Regions from separate parts of the Homo sapiens genome. Here region 2 is linked to region 1. The links are chromatin loops, found by intact Hi-C in ENCODE. Cell type or tissue: dorsolateral prefrontal cortex. All regions are shown on one strand. Links, peaks and the distances in the headings refer to the core of each region. The heading gives the core; the rest is flanking DNA. Region 1 overlaps NXPH1 (neurexophilin 1). Region 2 holds the start of NXPH1 (neurexophilin 1).

The links. Hi-C counts contacts between places; a loop is a spot of excess contacts. Peaks named below come from ENCODE experiments on the same cell type or tissue, not always from the same donor. Only the 100,000 strongest peaks of a DNase experiment are listed, where the experiment ranks them.
Region 2: it touches region 1 in a loop (6-fold over the local background); 26 of 110 quality-filtered maps call a loop at or near these places.

Annotation. Positions count from the first base shown.
Region 1 is chr7:8,719,367-8,727,705 of GRCh38, forward strand. The region is part of intron 2 of NXPH1 (neurexophilin 1); the gene reads left to right. Among named protein-coding and RNA genes, the nearest start is that of NXPH1, 290 kb to the left of the region's middle. In dorsolateral prefrontal cortex, for the core only: CTCF peaks have their summits at 4,949 (motif pointing left) and 5,149; a DNase peak (open chromatin) is centred at 4,915.
Region 2 is chr7:8,430,793-8,439,131 of GRCh38, forward strand. It overlaps NXPH1 (neurexophilin 1), which reads left to right and starts at 2,817. Exons shown (of 3, transcript NM_152745.3): 1 at 2,817-3,963; 2 at 4,812-4,975. The coding sequence starts at 4,922. RefSeq lists enhancers at 3,381-3,928, 3,929-4,476, 4,477-5,024. In dorsolateral prefrontal cortex, for the core only: a CTCF peak has its summit at 6,308 (motif pointing right); a DNase peak (open chromatin) is centred at 6,289; H3K4me3 peaks cover 5,253 bases; H3K27ac peaks cover 2,167 bases; H3K27me3 peaks cover 7,745 bases.

The DNA.
Region 1 (8,339 bases), core at 69-8,068:
AAAGGTTTCTCTGGAACTCTAATGGGATGCTCCATAAAGCATAGATCAAAAATATTATGGCTTGGATAGTACAACCCTAGTGGGGACATTGGGTGGTATTTTTCCTCCATATGTCATTAAGAAAACAACCAAAAATTTATGTGCAAAGTCATAATTTCACATTCTAAAAGTAGGATTATTAATGAAAATTATATTATATTTGGTGGATAACCATTTGAAAAAGATAACAGTGTTCTGGTTGCCTAAATGACTTGGAAAGTCACCATTTAGGCAGTTCCCATAAAAAAGGCATCTGCCTTAAGAGCTGTCAGCCTGCAGCCTGGCTCCAGAATCTAGGCTCTTACCACTATGCCATACTACTTAAAATGTGCAATGTTTTCCGACGTGAATTTAAATTATGGAAATGAAATACTTTTATACAAAACTAACGACATAGATCAATATAATTGTATTGATTATTAATGAGTAAAAATAAAATAAAAAATACAATATTATTAACCACTGAGAAGAACAGCTTATGTACATTCTAATTCTCAAAATAACACTGGGACAGGGGGATTCTATCTCTAAATTAGAATAAGAAAATTTAGATTCAAGAGATTATGGCTTCATAATCAATTGTCATTTGGCTATGAAGTCCTTGCTGAATATCCTTGAGTGTCTGTATAAGCACCTGGTGTATTATGAACAGTATGATCTGCTTGTCAGCTCCTTTTGGAGAATGATGATTGAGGTTACACTTTAACTTGAAGTTCAAGGATTGGGGAATGCCTCTACTTGGTTAAGTGTCCATTCTTGGTTCATATCTGTTCAATGAACTGAATCACCAAAATGTACACTCTTAAATAGCAATAGGTAGTACAACCACCTTTCATTTGGTAATACCAGTAATAGTAATCTTGTGGTTTTGGGTCAGAACAGCAGGATAAGAATTCGAATGCTGTTTCTTGTATGTGTGATTCTAAGGCCATCTCTTGGGGCAGTGGGTCTTGCATTTCTCTACTCTATCATTAGGTTACTGGTATCTACATCACAGGCAGATCTGTGGGGATCAACCCACTCACATAATGTATTAACATATGATGGAAATGATAAACACTATGCAAATATTTGTTTAAAAATCTTTATGATTAAAATAAAATAATGTCAGCCTCAGACTGAAAGATAAGTTTAGTAAATCCAGCAAATGGATTTTAAAAAACATTAGCTTCGCTTAAACAAAATGTGAAATGAAACAGACCACAAAATGACAAGATTTAATGAGCTTATTATCAGTAAAACAATTGAATATAATGCAAATTAATTACCTGTAAAATTATATTAAACAGGCTAAATGACTTACTAGGCGATGATTTTGCATAGTACAATAATATTTTACTCTCTGCAACTACTAAAAACATTGCTTCCTATATGCTCAAACCAAGGAATTCCGTTTCTCTAATATCAATTTGTCAATCTAAAGTTCTAGAACTTTCCTATAAAATGATTTGCAGTGCACATCAGTACAACCCAAACTGAGGGACATTTTACCGATTAATAGCCTATGCTGTTCAAAAATGTAAAGAACCAGAAATAGAAGGGAAATAAGCTGTAGAGTCATGACAACTGAATGCAATGCAATTGCATGTATTGGATATAGATTCTGGACTAGAAAAATTGGTAGGCATAATGGGGTAACAGATGCCATTAGAATAATGGCAATAGGTTAAATTATGGTAATATATCAAGGTTAAATTTCCTGATTTTGATAGTTCTACTGTGGTTACATAAGATAATATAATTTTCTTAGGGTCTACTCCAGGACCTGCTTAAGGGTAAATGGGCATGGTGTCTCAAAGTTACTCTCAAAATGGCTCAGAAAATTTATACACACATACATACATATATGCATAAATATGAGAGAGAGTAAGACAGCAATAAAGTTAATGTGATCAAATGAAACTAATTGGTGAATCTCGGTAAATGGCATATGGAAGTTTCTTGTAACTTTTTGTAAATTGGAAATTATACCAAAATAAAAAAATAAAAATCTAAATACGTTTTTGTGCAGATTTAAATTAAGATGGATAGTCTTTGCAGTCTATTTAAGAACCAAGATTACTTAAAGAAAGACAGTTTCACTTAAAAATGCATTTCTTGTGGCTCACGCCTGTAATCCCAGCACTTTGGGAGGCCGAGGTGGGTGGATCACGAGGTCAGGAGATCGAGACCATCCTGGCTAACACGGTGAAACCCTGTCTCCACTTAAAAAAATACAAAAAATTAGCTGGGCGTGGTGGCGGGCACCTGTAGTCCCAGCTACTCGGGAGGCTGAGGCAGGAGATGGCTGTGAGCCCAGGAGGCGGAGCTTGCAGTGAGCTGAGATTGTGCCACGCACTCCAGCCTGGGCAACATAGCGAGACTCTGTCTCAAAAAAGGCATTTCTTGATTGTTTAAACGATCATCCAGTTCGAAAAAACCATAAATCTCATACCTTCCTTTAACATTATGTGAGACTATGAAATAAACATTTTAATTAAAAGGAAATTAATGATACACTTAGAATATGCTATTTAATTTCACCACCCCCATGGCAAATTCCATGATCCTTCGTAAATATTACAGATCAAGTTACCTTGGGTTTACTTTAGTACTTCCTGTTGAGAGTTACTGACTTTCAAGGCTTGTAGCAGGAGAGAACCTCCAAAATACCAGGACCTTTATTCATTAGAGGGTGAAAAGTACCAATGATGTGGGTTATATGGAATGAGTTGACTTAGAGATGGATTTGAAGTATGCGAAAAAAAAAGACTTCCATGGAATAATTTTTTAAAAATTTTAATATTATAGTTATTTAACAAAAGCTTGCTGATGGATTTATTTATTTTTGCCTGGGATAGAATAGAAAATCTGACATTTTACTTTTACTTTCCCCTTTTAAAAGCAAGACTTCTGAAAATAGGAATGAATGAGATTTTGGGAAACACATATAAAACATTTTCCCTTCAGAGCCTGAAGAATAATTGCCTCTGTGTTATCATTTGCTTGACTGAAATTCTGTTACAATGGTTCTCTCATTTCAATTCTCTCCTTCCTCACAGTCCTCACTGTTCAGATAAAAGCCTGGGAAGATCTGTGCACAAGTTTGTGTCCAAAGTCAACCCAAGAGACCCCGAGGTGTAATTGCAATAGACTAGGTTAATGCCTCTTTTTTAGGGGTTTGCAAATGGTGCCAATTTTCTAGTATCTCTTCCTTTCACAAAATTAAAACTTGCCAGCAAAGTTAAGCAAGTTCCTTGTTTTGAAGTGATTTGGTGATTTCCAGAGCTTTGAAGCTTTAAAAGCTCTGAAGAAGACGTTAAATACCAGCTCTCAATAAAGGAAAACCTTGGAATGCAAGAGGAGTGGGCTGGATGGTAACGAACCTTCATCACAATTTTGGCTCTGCTCCTAACCATCTTGATAGCCTTTTGTGAGTCACTTTAGCTCTATGAGGCTCAGCTTTCTAAGTTATAAAATATGTTCAATGGCCCCTTCCAGCCTCAGATGTTTAGTGATTGTAACTCTCAACAGTCATGGATTTTCATGACACAACCACAGAGCAAAAATGTCACAGTCAAACTGTGTTTATTTACACTTTATCAACTGTAGAGTCAAGCCAAAAATGCCTTCAATACTCACATTTTAATATCGTTTTAATTTGTGCTGTTAATGAACACTTTTACAGCTCTATTTTAAACCGTTGCAAACATACCCATAAAATTGTGTTTGCTTCGCATTTTAAAAACCCCACTGCATTTCCCAAGCAAATAGGCATTTATGCAAACAAATAGCCTAACACGTGTCTAACTGCCTGTTTCAAAGCAATTATTATTTGTCAATACAAATGTCCACTTGAGTAGTGCAAAGAAAATGCTCCCAGAAAGTTTGGCAGGCTCTGTTCTCTGCTTCAATTCTATCAGTATTCTTTTCATTACCACATTAGGATCAAATTTCTAGAAATTCAAGGAAGAAAATGTAGAATATGATGCTAACTTTCTTGCCACTAAGAGACCATACTCACTATTTTATTAAGTTTTGCTAATGTTTGTCAAGCCCCCCAAAATATAGTTTTATGCTCATCTAGGTATTTTGCTCTTATTCAGTTTTGTCTTAAGTAAAAATACATTTATTTGGGGATTTTTGGTATAACATTTTTGGTTATAATGGCCTGTAGCAGTCACTTGTATTTTCCAAGAAGAATGCCACCTTTTCTTCTTGTGCCACTGTGCATGATTACAGAATTACACAAAACCTCCACAAAGGATTACAATACAAACACCTTTATATCTGCCAGATATATAATATTTAGGAAGGATTTGTATAGGGTGCTATGAGTGGATCAATGATTGCTGTAGAAATGAAGTTTATGGGGAGCTAGATAATGCGGAGTTAGCTTAGCTAATGGGAATGTGTAGATAGGATTCCAGGAAGGGGAAGCAGCTTATACACAGGTTCTAAAGTTGGAATAAAGAGAGCACATGAAAAAGTCTGATGTGCAAAAATCCTGAGACTAAAGGGAAAAGTAGCCAACATGAAGCTAGAGACATAGACACATGTTGCATTGACTTAGACTACTTTCCAATAAGTAAGCAAGTAGATAAGTTAATAAATAATCAAATAAATAAATAGGTAAGTGTATCTGAGCTTTGAACATCCTTTCTCTCAGGAATAGGGCCCACAATAACTTCTTTAGTGGATGACGGCTTTTAGTAGTAGTTCCTTCAACAACAGCTGCTCCTTCCAGGTCACTAAAGCTCACAGAATAGGTGGTTCCCACAGAGTGCCTCAGCCAGCAGTTACCACAAAAGTTCCTGTCCATCTTTTTTCAAAGAGACCTGGGACCCTTAGTGACACAATCCTGTCTTTCAGCACCATGAATAGAGGCAGCTGTCATATGTCCTAGCTGTGCCCTCTAGCGGCAGCTGGAATGTTACCCGGCTCTTTGAAAAGGGTAATTAAAATACCTCTCAGTATTTGAAGTCAGTGAGTTTAGGGACATACTAGGAGAGGAAAGTCTTCCCCAACGACCTGTTCTCTCAGTTTGCCTATGATGCCTTCTATCCACAGTGCTCAAGGTAAAACAAACTGCTAATAATGAGTAAGCCATTTTAAGCTACATTAAAAGAGGGTTGAGGGAATTTCTGAAAATATATACAAATTTTCATCCAACCTCTCTATTGTGACTTATCTTACAGCATCTCTAGTCATTTTGAGGTTATGTCTGCCTCATTCTCTCTATGACCTATTTCATCTTATGATGTTTGTATGAATACCCTTCTTTGATTTAATGGAACTGTTTACTTAAGACTTGGCTCTTTTTGTTACCAAGGATATTTTTTCTTTTAACTCCAGGAGCACCACTCAGTTTTGTGTCTGATTAACTTTTCTTAACAGAATCTAAATCCAGAGGCCATCTTTTTGCTTATTTATGAGATCTCTCTGGCTAAACATCTTTTTTCATTAGCACATGTCTCTTCAGTATGAGATTTCACACACCATGCTTTAAGAACCTGGGAATTGAGGAAAATGGTGATGCAAGACCAAAGCAAAATCTAGCCCAGGCTTGTGGACAGCAGCAGCATCTGATTCCAAATCTGGCAGTAACTGGTTAAGAGATCTGCAGAGGGCAGAGTATAGTAACCCAGTGCTAGGAATCTTGCAAGGGAGAAACAGAAGGTCAAGGAATGGATGTTACCTTCTTAGGGAAGAGCTTTTTAAAAGAATTCTCAAGGGAATAGTTTTCTTATAGAAATAGTGGTGTTTGATATTCTCAGTGCATGAGTTGTATCTTCCCTGAGCTATGCCGAAGAACCCATTGTAGGACAGGCGCTGTGACTCACGCCTGTAATCTCAGCACTTTGAGATGCCAAGGCAGGCAGATCACTTGAGGCCAGGAGTTCGAGACCAACCTGGGCAACATGGCGAAACCCTGTCTTGACTAAAAATACAAAAATTAACTGGGCATGGTGGTGGGCGCCTGTAGTCCCAGCTACGCAGTAGGCTGAGGCATGAGGATGGCTAGAACCTGGGAGGCAGAGGTTGCAGTGAGCTGAGATCCAGCCACTGCACTCCAACCTGGGCAACAGAGTGAGATTCTGTCTCAAAAAAAAAAAAAAAAAATCCATCGTAGGGCCTGGTACTCTAAGTTGGATGTGTTTTTACCACTTCTTGCTCTGGCCAAGGCATGATTCACCAAAAATATTTATTTACTTAATGTAAAAAATTCTTGAAGGAATTCAAACTCCAGCATCATCCACCTTTGTTGAAAGGGTGAGAGGTCTATTCTATCTACTAGACTTTATTTTTTCTTAGACAATGCCACACTAGAACATTGGATTTGCTCTGCTTCAGAGAGTTGGAGATTCCCAGGACTTTTATAGGAGTGTGGAGAGGCTCTATTTCCAGGATCTTTACCTATTTTTTTTTATTTCTGGGTTGACCGACATTGTCCACTCAGCACCTGGAAAGTTCTGAGCACTGTCCATGCACAATACTCTGATCAGAAAAAGACACTAGAAGGGTTTTTGAATCAATCTAAGGTCTAAATGACACAGGAATGTTATTCCTTGGCAACTAATCTCCATTATTTAATTTATATAACGCTTCCTTCTAACAAAAGGCTTCCAGGTGAAACTCTGGATAATCAGAGTGTGTTAATTTAGGCATATTGTATCAAAAATATCAAAGTCATTATTTCCTTAGGAATTTGGACTTCTATTGGATAAGCTGTGTTATTATTGCTACAAAGTGTGTTTTTATATAAAGTTGTATATAAGAACATCTGTATGTATATTATTAATACCAGTGGCTAATAGGTACAAATGTCTTACATATACTATTCTGAAAATATGGTTGGAAGGTAAGTCAATCCTTCCTCGTTTGCTTCTTTTTCTTTTTTTTTTTTTACACTTTACTGCAATAATTTTCATTTTTTTGTTTGTTTTTTTTAAATGTATTATTATTATACTTTAAGTTTTAGGGTACGTGTGCACAATGTGCAGGTTAGTTACATATGTATACATGTGCCATGCTGGTGCGCTGCACCCACTAACTCGTCATCTAGCATTAGGTATATCTCCCAATGCCGTCCCTCCCCCCTCCCCCCACCCCACAACAGTCCCCAGAGTGTGATGTTCCCCTTCCTGTGTCCATGTGTTCTCATTGTTCAATTCCCACCTATGAGTGAGAATATGCAGTGTTTGGTTTTTTGTTCTTGTGATAGTTTACTGAGAATGATGATTTCCAATTTCATCCATGTCCCTACAAAGGACATGAACTCATCATTTTTTATGGCTGCATAGTATTCCATGGTGTATATGTGCCACATTTTCTTAATCCAGTCTATCGTTGTTGGACATTTGGGTTGGTTCCAAGTCTTTGCTATTGTGAATAATGCCGCAATAAACATACGTGTGCATGTGTCTTTATAGCAGCATGATTTATAGTCCTTTGGGTATATACCCAGTAATGGGATGGCTGGGTCAAATGGCGTTTCTAGTTCTAGATCCCTGAGGAATCGCCACACTGACTTCCACAATGGTTGAACTAGTTTACAGTCCCACCAACAGTGTAAAAGTGTTCCTATTTCTCCACATCCTCTCCAGCACCTGTTGTTTCCTGACTTTTTAATGATTGTCATTCTAACTGGTGTGAGATGGTATCTCATAGTGGTTTTGATTTGCATTTCTCTGATGGCCAGTGATGGTGAGCATTTTTTCATGTGTTTTTTCGGCTGCATAAATGTCTTCTTTTGAGAAGTGTCTGTTCATGTCCTTCGCCCACTTTTTGATGGGGTTGTTTGTTTTTTTCTTGTAAATTTGTTTGAGTTCATTGTAGATTCTGGATATTAGCCCTTTGTCAGATGAGTAGGTTGCGAAAATTTTCTCCCATTTTGTAGGTTGCCTATTCACTCTGATGGTAGTTTCTTTTGCTGTACAGAAGCTCTTTAGTTTAATTAGATCCCATTTGTCAATTTTGGCTTTTGTTGCCATTGCTTTTGGTGTTTTAGACATGAAGTCCTTGCCCATGCCTATGTCCTGAATGGTAATGCCTAGGTTTTCTTTTAGGGTTTTTATGGTTTTAGGTCTAACGTTTAAGTCTTTAATCCATCTTGAATTGATTTTTGTATAAGGTGTAAGGAAGGGATCCAGTTTCAGCTTTCTACATATTGCTAGCCAGGTTTCCCAGCACCATTTATTAAATAGGGAATCCTTTCCCCATTGCTTGTGTTTCTCAGGTTTGTCAAAGATCAGATAGTTGTAGATATGCGGCATTATTTCTGAGGGCTCTGTTCTGTTCCGTTGATCTATATCTCTGTT
Region 2 (8,339 bases), core at 160-8,159, 290 kb before region 1:
TTAGGAAAAAAAATAGGTACAATGCAGTACTATGTACAAAGTGATGTAATTTGGCCTGAAGCTTAAGCAAGACCACAGCTGGATGCTTTGTAACAATAGTTCTCTGTTTTTACTTGGATTTTGGGTAGAATATGATGATATTAAGGTGTTTAAGACAGGTTCATTTTAGGACAAAATTTTGTAGAACTCAGCCTCTCTCTTTATGTCTCTCTTCTCTCCAGCCCCAAGATAATTCAAACCTCTCCCTTCCCTCTCCCCTGCCAAAAAAGAGAATCATACAAATGAACCAAACCAAAATAGATAATTACATTTAACAGAACTATCAGTATATGTCAGAAGATTCTAGTTTAATTTCTTCTGGTTTTAACTTTCAGGAAAGTTAATTTCACTATTTTCTTTTGATGCAGCCCATTTTAACCCTTTAAAAATATATTTCTTAGAGACAAAGATCTATATTATTTCTCGTACTGTTCATTTCAGGTTGGACCAGGTAGACATGGGGAAAAGCAGATGCAGAGGGTTGTGTTTTACAGTGGTTATCATTCATACTAAGTTTATATCTGTATTAAGTTGCATTGCACACAAAGTTTGGAAACAGTATTTCTGAAAGAATTTTCAGCATGAGTAAAGTCAGTAAAAATTGGTACAAACACTATACTTCTTAAGGTAATCACACTTTTGTTCTCACTCAATGAAGCTGACTGTTCATGTATTCTAAGAGTGCATTTTAGAGTAGGATACTACTTGAAACAGAAGAATGTAAGAAAATCATGCTTTTATTGCTCCATTGTTCTTTATAAAGCAAATGATAGGAAAAAAGGAGGGTGAATGAACCATTCTTGTCCACTTCTCCCCCAATATTATATTATTAAAACTGGAGTGGTTTAGCAGAAACGATACATTTTTCTGTGTTACTTGGTGGCTCGGTATCCTTTTCTGGTTGAGTATTATAGGAGATGAAGACCCCTGTGAAATATGAAAAATGACAATCCGCCACTGTTTTATATCACAGGCCAAGTATCTCATAGGATCCAGCGAAGGTTGAATGTCTGGGCAGAAGATCTCAGGTCATTAACAGAAAAAGCTCTTTGGCATCCTGTGTCATAGAACAAAGTGTCAAACCTGTTCCCATTACTAGGTGCCTGTGGTGCTTTTCTTAAATAATCAGTCCCATTCAGACAGACATTTTAAGGTCTCTGATCATCTTTCTATTTCACAAGCAGTATTTTTTTAAGGCTAAATGGCACTAGAAGCAGAATGTTTTTAAAGTAAGGTTTAGAAAAGAACTTGGTATATTCCAAAGCTAGCCGGATTCTTTCTCATTTTCCCAAAGGTCAGACAGAAGTTCAGCTCTGACAGCATTGTAGCTGGGAATCCAGATAGAGGCAGGCAACATTTGCTCCAGCTCTACACTCCAGTCTGGGAGGCCTGGGAGCTCCTGTACAAATAGGAATCAATTTTAGGATAGCCTTATGAATCCTAGAGGATGGAATTAGACAAAGCTTTTTTTGCCCCTGCTTTGACCATTTGGCCTCAGATACGGGTGCCCCAATACTTTAATTTTTCTTCTTTAAAGTTTAAAGTTTTTAAGAAAATGAAATAGCTGGTAAGTGAAAATAGTCAAGAAAACATTGTAATTATGCTATATGTACATGTGCGTTTTTTCTGAAGTGGATTTTCAGAGACACAGTTAGAAGGTGTGCTTCACTGCTTTATTCTGCATATGCCCCAATGAATTCCAGGAGGTCACAGCAGCAGAGTACAACTTTTAAGATTAGAAGAGCTTGCTCTTTAAAGAGTTATTTTTAGCTGGAAGGGAGAGTGTAGACCTCAAAGTGCTGGTAGGTATGTTCTACAGTGGGGATCTAATTTGGAGGTCTTTGGAGATCTGATTCCAGGGGAAGGTCTCAGTGGGGCTCCTCTTGCCTCTGCTGCAGGACTGGGTGGCTCTGCTGATTGTCACTGCCTTGTTTGAGGGGTGGTCTCCATCATCCAGGGGAATTCAGCCTGGGACCTATTGTCTAGAGTGTACATTGTATCTAGGCCCAGACCTGCCAGAGTGTCCACAGCCACACTTGAGGAAAGGACATTCCAGACTCATTAAATATCACAATTCGATTTTGATGTCACTAACTCAGGTTCCTGAGATAAATTTCCATACAATTCCTACAGATTGATATGGATATGTGCATCACCCCAGGAGAGGCTCTGGTGAAGGGCAGGCTTGGAGATGCAATGGGCAAGGTTGGGGAAGAGATACCCTCTTCCGGGTTCCGATTTGTGCCCTGAATTTGGGCAAGCTCAAGGAGCACTGGCAACCCCACCAGCACCAGAAGAAGCTGGTCCTGGCTGTCTCCCGAGACTGGTGAAACTGCTCTGGTGGTGGTGCACTGGAAGGGTGGAGGAAAAAAAACAAAAAACAAAACAGGGTTTGAGGGGGAATGGCAGGGACACGGTAGAGGCACAGAGATACAGAGACCTAGAGTCAGAAATCCTGAGTGAGACACACAGAAAGGCAGAAAAAGGCAGAAAGATGCTGAGGGACAGAGACGCAGACCACAAGAATGACAGAAGAAGGAGACAGAGAGAGAGAGGGAGTGAGAAAGATACTGAGAAATAGGGACAGTAAGGGAGAGACTGAGAAAGACAGAGACAGCCAGAGTCGGAGCACAGAGGCCGAGTCTGGGAGACGCTGGTTGAGTGGGAGGTGTCAGTAGCGAGGGAGGTGGTGACGGCTCGAAGCATCCCCCGTCCTCCTCCTCCCCCTTCACGCTCAGCCCAGCCGGCGGCGAGGAGTCCAGAGGCCAAGGTCGCCCAGTCCTCTCGGCTGTCTCGAGCTGAATGGCTGGCAGTCTGCGGCTCCCCCGCCTCCGGCCCGGCAGCCACAGGTCGGAGGCGCCCGGCGTCGGCGCTCGAGGCCGGCAGGGGCGCCCTGCACCCTCCCGCGCCCTTCCCCGCCCTACGCGACTCCCGGCTGCTCTTCCCGCCACTCCCCTGGGCTTTGCGATCTTCCCTACGCCCCCCGGGAAGGGGGCGCTGCGGCCACCGAAGACACCGCGGGAGCCACTTGTCCCTGTGGGCCCAGCCCGCGAGAGCCTGAGAGCCGGATCTGTTTACACAGGGTACTAATTAGTCTTTGAGGAATCATTCACCCACGTGCCAAAGTAATTGTCCGTGTCAGGAAGGTAGGCGTGCCAAGCCGCGGCTCTGCGGAGAAACCACGACCACCGCGGCCGCCGGAAACCCAAAGCGCTCCAGAGCGTCCCCGGGTGGCCGGGCAGCACCAGGGACAGCGCCCGGGACTCCACTGGGGACCGGCTCCTGGGCTTCCCAGCGTCGCGGGTAGAGGTACAGCTGCTCCGTGTGCCGCAGGCTCCAGATTCTCGCCACCCCACCCCTCCCTCAGAAACTCGGACTGCTCTCGTCTGCCGTGTGGTTCTCTTTTCTTCCGAAAGGCCAGTGTCTTATCTCTCCACTTCAAGTCCAGAGGACTTGCTCAGTCTCCTCCCCTTAAGTCATTTCCACCATCCTCAGGCAGCTGTGGGAAGCCGAGAGTCCTGGACTGTTCGTCCGGGTGCCAGCGCTGGCAGTCCCAGTCCGTCCGGTGCAGCAGCCCGGCGCATTCCCCTCTCTCCCTCCCTCTTGCTCTCCCTCCCTTTCTGTCTTCCTCTCTTTCCTCCTCTACTGCTCCCTCCCTCTCTTGCCTCTTAAGTTTCCTGCACCGTGAATCCAACTGTGCCAAGCCTTGGCTCCCGCGAACCAATCCTGAGCGCGACCCGGGCACTGGGACGGCGACTCCGCCAAAGCTGGACGAGGCAGCCGGACCCGTCTGCGCTCGAGCATGGAGACGGAGCGCCTGGGAGGGCACGTCCGGGGCGCTGGAGACGCCAGGCCCGAGTAGCTTCTCCATGGAGCCTGCCCAGAGCGGTCCCTTCTCGCAGGATTCGCCCCAAGTCCTGTGCGGTACGTACCCTTTGCCTCCGCTGTTCCCGGAGGGTACACCTGGGAGCGGGGTGGTGGGCACGAGGAAGGGACGGCAGGGAGGGGCGCTGGTTAGGAAAGAGAACAAGCCTGGCAGGTGACCCTCACAGCTCGGAGGAGGCTTCTTCTCTAGAAGTTAGCGACCGGCTGTACCCTTTGGCTCGAAAAAAGTAGTGCTAGAGATGTGACTGTGAGCATTCGTGGGTATCTCTGTGTGCGCCAGGGGTTCGAATGGGTAAACTGATCCCTGCTTTCCTGTATGCAAATTGCATTCTCTTTCCCCACCCCCACTTCACCGAACGTGTTGAGGTACCTAGCACCTAATCGCGGTCAGTTCTACCTACCTCTTCCTCTCACCGCGCCCCCCTCGCTCAATCTCTCTCTCTCCCTTTATCTTTCCCCTCTATCTCTCTCTGCTGGTGTGTACGTGTGTGAGCACTGCCAGGGCTGGCGAAGAACCAGCCGCCGCCTTTAGTCCGAGCCGCCGGGCCACCCAACACAAGGGCAGGTCTCGCTGCCGGAGAAGCCTGGGCTCCGAACCAGCCTGCACGCGGCTCAGTGTGCTCCGCCGCCTGGGAACTCGCACCCGAGGAGCGCAGGGGGCAAGGAGCCCCTCACCCTCCCTCTCGTCCGCCCGCCCGCCTCCCCAGCTGCGGACCGCGCGCTTGCTGGTCTCAGGCGCTGGATTTACTCGCTTTTCAATTTTTCGTACCCTCCCTCCCTTTTTTTTTTGGTCCCCCACTCCCCGCTACGACCCCCTTTCCCCGCTTGATTGTCAAGCCTAACCTTGCCCGCGTAGTCATGGGATGTCTAATTTTATTTGCATCTAGGCTGCTGAGAGCGCTCCTTGCTCTGTAAAGTGGATGTCAGGTGGATCTATGTTTCTGAAGGAACAAAGACTCAAAGAAGGCACCGCCAAGGAAGTTTGAGACGCGGGAGAATGCAGGCTGCGTGCTGGTACGTGCTTTTCCTCCTGCAGCCCACCGTCTACTTGGTAAGTCTTGGAAGGTTCGGGGCTTTCGCATTTTTACCCCGGCCGGGAGGCAAGGAAACTGGGGACACGCGGGAGAAGGGTTACGCCGCCAGTTCAGTGAGAGCAGCTTCCTAGCAGCTGTGTTGGAGCAACTTTGGCAAGCTGGTCTCTGGATTCCTGCGGATTTTCCGGGGTTCCCACCCCATTTTCTGCTCCAATCCCCCAGTCTCCTGCGCGTGATTCTTGAAAGGGGCTAGGGCGCCCCAGACACCCTAAACCCAAGGAGGTAGTGAGATGGGGTGCTTTATGTGATAGAGGGCCAACGAGAAGAAGTGGAAGGCAGGAACTCTCAGTAGCTCATGCACAGAGTTTAAACGAAGGGAAGTGGGGGTGTAGTTGGGTGGTGGAAAGAACAAATCTGCCCAGGTCTGTGAGTTTAAAAGTGAATCTACCCACCCACTTCCCCGATTTGGAGATGAGACACATAAAGAAGCGCAGTTAACTTTCTTTGACTTGTAAGGGTTCCGACAGGATAAGTTTAACTATCAGGGGTACTGCAAGCAATCGGAGTTAGGACAGAGATACTCCAGCAAACATGTCCACCTTCCTCTCGTCTCGACCTCCCCTTTTCATCAAATAACTAAATCCCATCTCCAGTGACTAGTCCATTATTAGGGAATGGTAGGCCTTGTCGCCAGGGAGAGAATTCTAAACAAAGCCGCGGTCCTTGTCCTTCAGTAGCAGAGTTTTCCGGGGGGCTGGACTTTGTACACTGCTGGAACTCGGCTCCTGGTTGAAGAGCTTTGTTGTGGTGAATTGGTAGCTGTTTGTGCCATGTTGAGACAAGGAGAATGAGATATTTCAGGTCTGGCTTCTGGGGTGGGAATGGGGGAATGGGGGTAAGGGACACTTGTGCCCTGCTGGTGAAGTTGTGTTCAGTGTCCCGACCCCCATAGCCCATCCTGGGCTGCGGGAGTGCACCGAGGGCTCGCTATGTTCTGTCTAGGGGTGAGGTGCGCTAAAGCAGCCCGAACTCTCTGATGGGCTACACCTCTGATTGGAGGTGATACTGGCGCTCCTCAATCCCAAGAGCCTTAGATAGAACCCATAAGCCTGAAAGAATTGCCATCCCTACAATTGACAGCGTTTCTCGGCCGTTGCCCTGGTGCATGTGGCTGCAAAGCTGCGAGTTGTGTGAATTCTGTGTATGTGAGTGACACGTATATATATGTGTGTGTGAATGTGTATTTAACCGATTTCAGCTTCAATCCAAGAACCCTCAATGTTGCCTGTCTTTGCCCCTTTATCGCCTGACCGTAGCAGCCGCGGACGCCAGAGGGCGCTGCGCATCAGCGTCCTCGCCCACAGGACACCTTGGGGTAAACAGGTGAAAGCCAGGGCAGCCAATCCAAAAGAACAGCCTTTCTGACTCTGTCACCGAAGTCTGTGCCTTTACCCGCTGGAACGCAGGCGGAATGCAAAAAGTGTCCTTCCCATTTCCCATCTTCAATCATTTTCACCCCCACCTGTGTTCAGTAAGCCCACTGACATTGAGAGACCATGGATGGAGGGCAGAAAGTTTGGCCAGAAGAAATATAGAATTTTTTTATTGAGAGATGGGGGGAGGGAATGCAAAGTGAAAGCGACGGGGGCGGGGGGGAGGTAATTTTAAGGATTCCCTTGACCATCGTAACCCGCTTGCCCTTTTCCTCTGCATACCTTTACGCCTGACCTGAACTTGAGGACTGTTCTTACGTCCTTGGGCTGTGCTCACACACACGGCAAGGGCTTGTGGCTATGGTGCAGTTTATTGCTTGGAGCAAGTATTTCGATAGTCTGGAAAATAATCTATCAAAAGCAGAAGTGAAATCAATACTTTGTGTTAAATTTTAAATGTGTTTGTTGGCAGTTAAACCGTTTTCCACTCATTACAACAACAGTGCTGGATTTATTCTAATGCGCTGCGTTCTCAACAACAAGCGCATTAATTCTCCTTTAATTGTAAACTGGGAGCATTTGAAAACCATTCAGTGTGCAAATTATGCTGATTCAATTACCGTTTAGTTACAGACTTCATTACCTGAATGCCTTTTGGCAATACAGAGAAAGGAGACAATTTTTCCAATTTCACTCAAAACAATACGAAATGTGAACAATAAAATAGAGAAGGCTATTTAGAAGTCCGTTCTTTTTTCTCCAATCTAAAGTACTTTTGTGTGTCGGGGACTAGAAACCACATGCACCACAAAAACTACAGCTGATGGCTGTGACCCAAGGCAGTATTTCCAGGGATTGTAATCCCATGGATATTTGCCAGCAGAATTCCGAGCTGTTTTCCTGAAGGAGCAAAAAGCTGACTTCTACCATGGAAATGAATTTAAAAGGGTGAATTGGGCAGTCATTTCGGGATGGTTTTAGGCAAATAAAGAAGTAGAGAGCCTTGATTAAAACTCTAGGGCAATGAACCGATCAAGAAGTGATCAAGGCTTCTTTCTTCATCTATTTCATTAAATACCAGATACAGTTAACTGGATTGATCATTTGTTTGTAGCTGCACATTGGAAGATCTTATCCCTTTGTAAGAACCTGCACTGGATGCATACAGATTGTCAGGAGCTGCTTTAAGTTACATTCAAAGAAGGCAAGAGTGGCAAAACCATTATTTTAATTTTCTCTTGAACTGACATAAGCCAGGGAAGAATTTGATGGATAATTTTTGTCTTTGTGAGCTCACACCACTAGTTAAGTGCCTGCATCACTCTGTTTATGCCTTACCTCTTAGCTGATATCTCAGTGCACCTTGACCTTTAAGCCCATGGTATCCTAGTTATGTTTCCCAGGGAGTAATCACCACATTAAGTCCATGAAACAAGACTTGTCTAGTTATCTCCTAAAGAAATATTTAGGCTTCTGTTTAAAGTGAATACCTTAAATACCCCCAAATTTGAGAATAACTTCTTATGAAAACTCTGCAGTAGGTCAATGCCCCACACCAAGCCACAGTTTCCTACCTGTATTTGGGTGAATGTTTGCAAAGTATGTTTCTGGGCCCGGGATTCTTTGAATGCTTTAGGTTGAGGATTTTTGTGTTTTTTGAGAGACAAGTCTGTCCTAGTTCAAAATAGAAGCTTATTTTAGTACTTTAATGGGAAACTAATTAGATATGTGCCCACAGAGTTACCTTCTGAAGCATGTTAGCTGGAATACTCAAAATCCACCACAGGACAAGCTCCAGCCATAAATGCATGGGGGTGGGAAACTAACTTTTAAAAATAAAGGTAAATAAAATTTCAGACTATTGAATGTTATGTATTGCAGATTTAAAAGCCTGAATTCAATAGGAGAGAAGTCTATGGTTAACAACGCTTATTAAAAATAATAAAAA